2 separate regions of the Homo sapiens genome follow, and region 2 is linked to region 1. Evidence: chromatin contacts called from ENCODE Hi-C data. All regions are on one chromosome and are shown on one strand. Each heading gives the region's core, a stretch centred on a gene start or an enhancer-like site at or near the end of the contact. The rest is flanking DNA. Distances are from core to core; before and after follow the strand shown. Region 1 has its middle 29 kb from the start of BCL6. Region 2 overlaps LPP (LIM domain containing preferred translocation partner in lipoma).

The links. Hi-C counts contacts between places; a loop is a spot of excess contacts on that map. Pooled maps may share reads with other maps.
Region 2: a loop to region 1 is called in a pooled map, with 4 times the contacts of the local background. The contact joins two enhancer-like sites. A Hi-C loop is called at or near these places in 2 of 37 single-sample maps with no recorded cell type and 4 of 50 pooled maps.

Annotation. Positions count from the first base shown.
Region 1 is chr3:187,772,492-187,775,453 of GRCh38, forward strand. No RefSeq gene overlaps it. Among named protein-coding and RNA genes, the nearest start is that of BCL6, 29 kb to the left of the region's middle. Within about 2 kb of position 1,465, at least 4 of the 41 ENCODE cell types and tissues checked have a DNase peak (open chromatin) inside an H3K27ac peak, as active enhancers do.
Region 2 is chr3:188,445,296-188,448,257 of GRCh38, forward strand. The region is part of intron 4 of LPP (LIM domain containing preferred translocation partner in lipoma); the gene reads left to right. Among named protein-coding and RNA genes, the nearest start is that of LPP-AS1, 120 kb to the right of the region's middle. Within about 2 kb of position 1,421, at least 2 of the 41 ENCODE cell types and tissues checked have a DNase peak (open chromatin) inside an H3K27ac peak, as active enhancers do.

The DNA of each region.
Region 1 (2,962 bases), core at 215-2,714:
AGAGGAGACCCTGTTGGCAAAGCTCCCTTCTGGCACTGATGAACTGGATGTAAGGTCTATCTCTTGTCCCTCTGAATGATAACAAAAATATGCTTACCTAAAGTTGCTCCCTGGATCTCAACAGAAACTTCATAACTGGTCATTGCTTCCAGAAAACCTTCCTACCATTCAGGCTTACACATAGCTGGCCACTCAGCTAAGACAAGTAATGGGCTGAGAAAAATCAAATAAAAGTGTGTGGTTTTGATATATGCATTTTATTACTGGCATTAGTCAAGTAATCATGGGCCAGTGAATTTTCAAAGCAGCCTTTTAATACTCAAGCACAGTGCAGAGTAAGAAGGATGAGAATATGACCTTTTCAAAGCCCCATTTTTCTTAGGCCTTTTAGTAACTCCATGGCCCCAACTCTGGAATCTGAAGACTTAATCTTAAAAGATTATGTGGGAAGAGGCAGCAAGGTGTAGATAAAAACATGCTGAGCCTAAAGTCGAAAAACTGGAGACTATATTTTGATGGTAAATATCAGATGTATGACCCTGGCAAGGCATTTGACTTTCTGGCCCTGGTTTCCTCCATGAAAAACTGGGATAATATTCATATTTGTCATTTGTAACTACTACTGTGTTGTTCAAAGATAAACAGAAAGGGTATAAGATATTCGAATATTATTATTTTCATTAATTATAATTATAGTATTAGTGCTCAATTGCATTAGGCTTCTCCTTAAAACAAAATTGCTTGTATGTCTGAATGGATCAGGAAAAGAAGATGGGAGGGGCAAAAAAAGGAAAGTCACTCTTTTCCTGGAAAGCGTTGTTGTTTAATTCTTTTCTTGGAGTAAAAAATCCCAGCCACGCCGTAGGGAACAGAACATAGGCTTCTCTTTGATGTCACCCCTCACCCAATAGTATCACTTCCCTTTTTTCACCAACCGCTTCAAAGATCTTACGTCTGGGCTTCTGTAGTGACCACGCCAAACATTTAAATCCCCCACTTAAACAAGTACCAGAGACGAAACAACCAAAAGAAAGACAAAGCAAGAGGAGAGAGGGTAGAAAGAGAACAATACAATCGTGTTCTTTGAAAGGATGATGGTTAATAAGACTTACTTTAGTTTAGAGCCAAATAGTTTTCTTCCAACAGAGACGGTCATAGCAAACCCAGACAGGAGCGGGCAGGAGCAGAGACGTGAGCCCTGCTCTCTAACTAGTGGTATTATCACCCATTTGTGGCTCCTGAGAGAGAACAGCGGGGCAAGCCAGGCCTTAGCACTGTGCCTTGCATTAATTAACAAGCACGGACCTGGCCTTTCAGGTACACCAGGGATGGGCCTCTCTCCCTCGTCTTAGGTTCTGCCGGAAGCCAGGGTGAGTCCTGTACAGATTCTGAACCCTTCTTTATGTGCACAGACCCAACTCTCACGCCTACCGATGTTGGTCTGTGCTACTCCTTCATCCAGGCAGCAAATCAGCACGGACCCAGGGTAAGTCATAGAAATCAGGAAAATGAGGTAGTTACAGAGCCTGCTAAGGAGCCCAAGAAGTGAGAGTTAGGGCAGAAAGCCTCTTCAGTCACTCCTTCACCAGGCCATTCTTTTATTCCTGAGTCACCCTCCACACCCCAGCGTTCAAACTGAGACCCATCACTCTTACCAGGTATGGACAGATGCTGCAAATGCTGCCTTTTGTACGACTATGGCAATTTGACACGATGTTCTTCCTGTTGTGTTTGAAATCTCCCCATGCACTTCCTTTCAAGTGGTTATTTCTTAGCTGGATCGAGGAAAGACCAGCCTTGCATAAGACAAAGCCAGTGATCATTAGCCAGCATGGAGCCGTGAGCAGTGCATGCGTAGTTATACTAATTGGTTGATTGATGCAGGTTCTGTTGGAAAATACTGCATTTTAAGGAAGTGCAACCTTTTAACTTCTGACATGGAGTAGGCAGCATGCCAAGAGAAGGACTGGACTAGTCATAGAACAATCCGTTGAGCCGTGGGCACTGAATTGAGCACAAAATAAGCAGGGTTCACAGATTCGCAGAGGACCCAAGGAGAAGAGAGCCAGCAGGTAATTGTCAGGTACCACAGCAAATACCAGTAAGGTGATCTTGGCCCCTCCTGTTTGCCAGGTCCAGGTTTGGGCATGTCAGTTACCTCTATTACACATTTTTTTCCCCAGTGCTGCCATCTATATTTAATTAAATTGCATTATGCAGAACCCCATGGCTCAGAATCCTGGAATATTAGTGTCTTTAGTATTAAAAGACTCAATTAGCCCATGTGCACAGCGGGCTTCTCTCTCTTCCCCAAAAGGGTAGGACAACTTGTTGTTTTTGTTGTTTTTTAATATATCCAAAAATAAAACTCATTACTCACATTCCCAGAGTGGGCCTGGTAAGAGTAAATGGAACCAAAGAATCATAAAATTTTTGGATTACTCCATATCTGAATCTCCAACATATAATGCCCCTACCAAAGTGTCTATCCAGATTTTTCTTAGGTATCTCAGGGCAAGGAACTCTCCACCTTCCAAGGTGGCTCATACCATGGTTGATCACATTTAGAAGTTGAAGAGTTTAAATTTGGACTTATTTATTTGTTCAATTATAGGAAGAAATTTACCACAGCAAATTAGCACTTACCAATGATATCTGGGGGCTATGGGCATGGCTACTGACCTCAATGGATGCAAATAGGATCTATGACCACAGAATATACCCCCACTCTCAACTTATATGTAAGTCTTTGGTCAGCAAAATGGATAGACAAAATTATATGCCGCACACAGTACACATCTATTGACAGGACTAGAGGAATATTTATAAATCATAGATTTAGGTATTGATGATAAAGGCTTATATGGGAATCTTCCCTTGGTCACAGAGAAGGGAGCTAGATCTGGTCTACTTTGATTTTGGCTTCTAGGGGATCATGTGAAAACCAGGTCAATATCACATT
Region 2 (2,962 bases), core at 171-2,670, 670 kb after region 1:
ATACTATGCAGCCATAAAAAAGGATGAGTTCATGTCCTTTGCAGGGACATGGATGAAGCTGGAAACCATCATTCTCAGCAAACTGACACAGGAACAGAAAACCAAACACCGTATGTTCTCACTCATAATTGGGAGTTGAAGAATGAGAACACATGGACACAGGGAGGGTAACATCACACACCGGGGCCTGTTGGGCAGTGGGAGACTAGGGAGGGATAGCATTAGGAGAAATACCTAATGTAGATGACAGGTTGACGGATGCAGCAAACCACCGTGGCATATGTATACCTATGTAACAAACCTGCACGTTCTGCACATGTATCCCAGAACTTAAAGTATAATTTAAAAAAAAAAAGTAAAAAAGACATTGATTCATTCATTCATTTATTCAGGCAATGTTTGGAACTCATGATGTGCCAGGCACTGTTTTAGGACCAGGAATAAGCAATGACCAAAGTATTTGCTCTCCTGATAGATTATAAACAAATAAATATATAATAGCTCAAGCTGTGAAAGTCACAGGCACACAGAGACACACACATCTCCAACATATGCAGCAAGGTAATGAGATAAAGAATTCCTGGCCATTTTTTGTGATACAGGATAGATGTAATGGTTTCCTATCAGTTTTATCATTTTTAAGGTCTCTCTTCTTAGAATAAATTATTTTATTTGTTTCTTCCGTATGCCATTTAACAGGGAGGGGAAGTTTTCTGCCAGTTTTGCACCCACTGTTTTTCTTTTTCAGTAAGAGCCTTCTCATAGTCTGCTTGAAGGCAGCGGTCTTGCCACATGTGTTCTATGCATAATAATTTCAGGAGAGTCTTGTCCACAATGCTTGGTTGATTACGGCTTGTGGGACACCACTTAAATGACTAGAAACAGCTCTCTTTAATAAACACACTGGTGTTGTCCATCATTTTAAGTGAGCATGAGAGCCCAGCTTCATTTTGCCACTCCAATCTCACACGGCCTAGAAGAACTAGTGAAAGTAGCAGGTGGTGTTTGACTTTCAGTTTTTCTGAAATGTGTCTCTTTCTGCCACTCTCCAGACGCCGTGCCAGTCAGGCCCTCAAGGTCAAAACATCATGAAATTGACCATAGATTATCTCAGCCTTTTCTTTTTAAAAGTGTCATTGTAACCTGTTGGTTACTGTGTATGTCATTTAACTTCTCTGTCTTTAGTTTCTGAAGTAACTGGTTTTACATTGCCATCAAAAGGCTTCTGTGGGTTTTTATTTTTCTTTGTTTTTATTTGTTTGTAAACAATCTCCTTTTCTAAACTCATTTCCCCAAATTTCCTTAATTTTTCACGGACTGATGAAAATGTTTTGCTGCTTCCAGAGCTTGTCAGCTTCTCTTTGTGGCATTGCTTTCATTGTTGTTCTCCAAGTTCCCACTCAGCTCCTGCTTTCTTCAAAAAACCCTTTGGTTTCTAACATCTATGTTTTCAACATGGCAATGGAGTGAGTTGCCCAGGGAATGATTGGACCGTGATTGTTTTCATGGCTTTCTTTTGCCTTTTCTCCATGTCCTTTTTAGCTCTAAGCCTCATTTGTAAGCTTTCTAGAAATGTGGATTCTATTATAGAACTTCTGTTTTTCTCATTTTTGTAGTTGCTTTCTCAAGAGCAGGTGCTGGTGACCACAGGACGAGTGAGAGACGAGATGGTGTCTCTCCTTTAGCAGTTGGCTTAATTAAGGAGGTTTTTTGAAGTGTATGGGCTTCAAAAAGTCTGACATGTGATTTGTGGCCTGTGTGGTCTAACTCTGATTCCTTTGGATACAGAACCTTAGAAAGCCTTGAGAAAAACCTCAGAGATCATCTATGCAATCAATTCTGGCTTTACCTGGAGGGAGTTTTATAAAACACAAATGCCAGGGCTTCAACTTGAGAGACTCTGATTTCATTGTTTTGCAGTGGGTCTGCACATCAGTAGTTTATAGAAATTTCCCACATGATTTTGTGAAACCAGGGTTGAGAATCACTTGATTTTACAGGGCATATATAAGGTCCAAAGCAAAAGTGACTCTTGGCTGGGCGTGGTGGCTCACGCCTGTAATCCCAGCACTTTGGGAGGCCGAGGTGGGAGGATCATGAGGTCAGGAGATCGAGACCAGCCTGCCCAACATGGTGAAACCCCGTCTCTACTAAAAATACAAAAATTAGTCAGGCATGGTGGCAGGTGCCTGTAATCCCAACTACTCAAGAAGCTGAGGCAGGAGAATTACTTGAATCCAGGAGGCAGAGGTTGCAGTGAGCAGAGATTACACCATAGCAGTCCAGCCTGGGCGACAGAGTGAGACTGCCTCAAAAAAAAAAAAAAAAAAAAAAAATTAACCTGTCATGGTGGCATGTAATCCCAGCTACTCCAGAGGCTGATGCAGGAGAATCACTTAAAACCCGGGAAGTGGAGGTTGCAGTGAGCCGAGATCGCGCCATTGCACTCCAGCCTGGGCGACACAGCAAGACTCCATCTTAGAAGAAAAAAAAAAGGTGACTCTCCGGGATTCTATAGCAGTATGGCCATAGAGTAGGGACAAGAACATATGCCTCCTCATTTACCATCAGTGCTATTTCTATTTTGTTTACTACCATTTACTCTCATTTGATTGTGTCAAATTATCTACTGTTGTACTGGGGGGCCAGAGTGGATTCCCAAGCCTCAACCACATAGAAGAGTAGATTGGAGGTTGTTTTCAAACTATTCAACATTATCAGTGGGTTGAATTTGTAAGCTATCAACTCAAAATATAAAGATAATTTTTATAACAGGGTCTATATTGGATTGTAAAAAGAGGGTCATAGGATTTGGATCTTTAGGGCTCTGTAATTCAAAATTTGGGATGTTCATTAGGACTATTTGTGTTATGTTGTAAAACAATTGTACTTGTTGGCAGACGTCTTGGGTTCAAGTTATGATTTTGCATTTAGGAGGTTTGGGAACGTGGACAAACTCCCT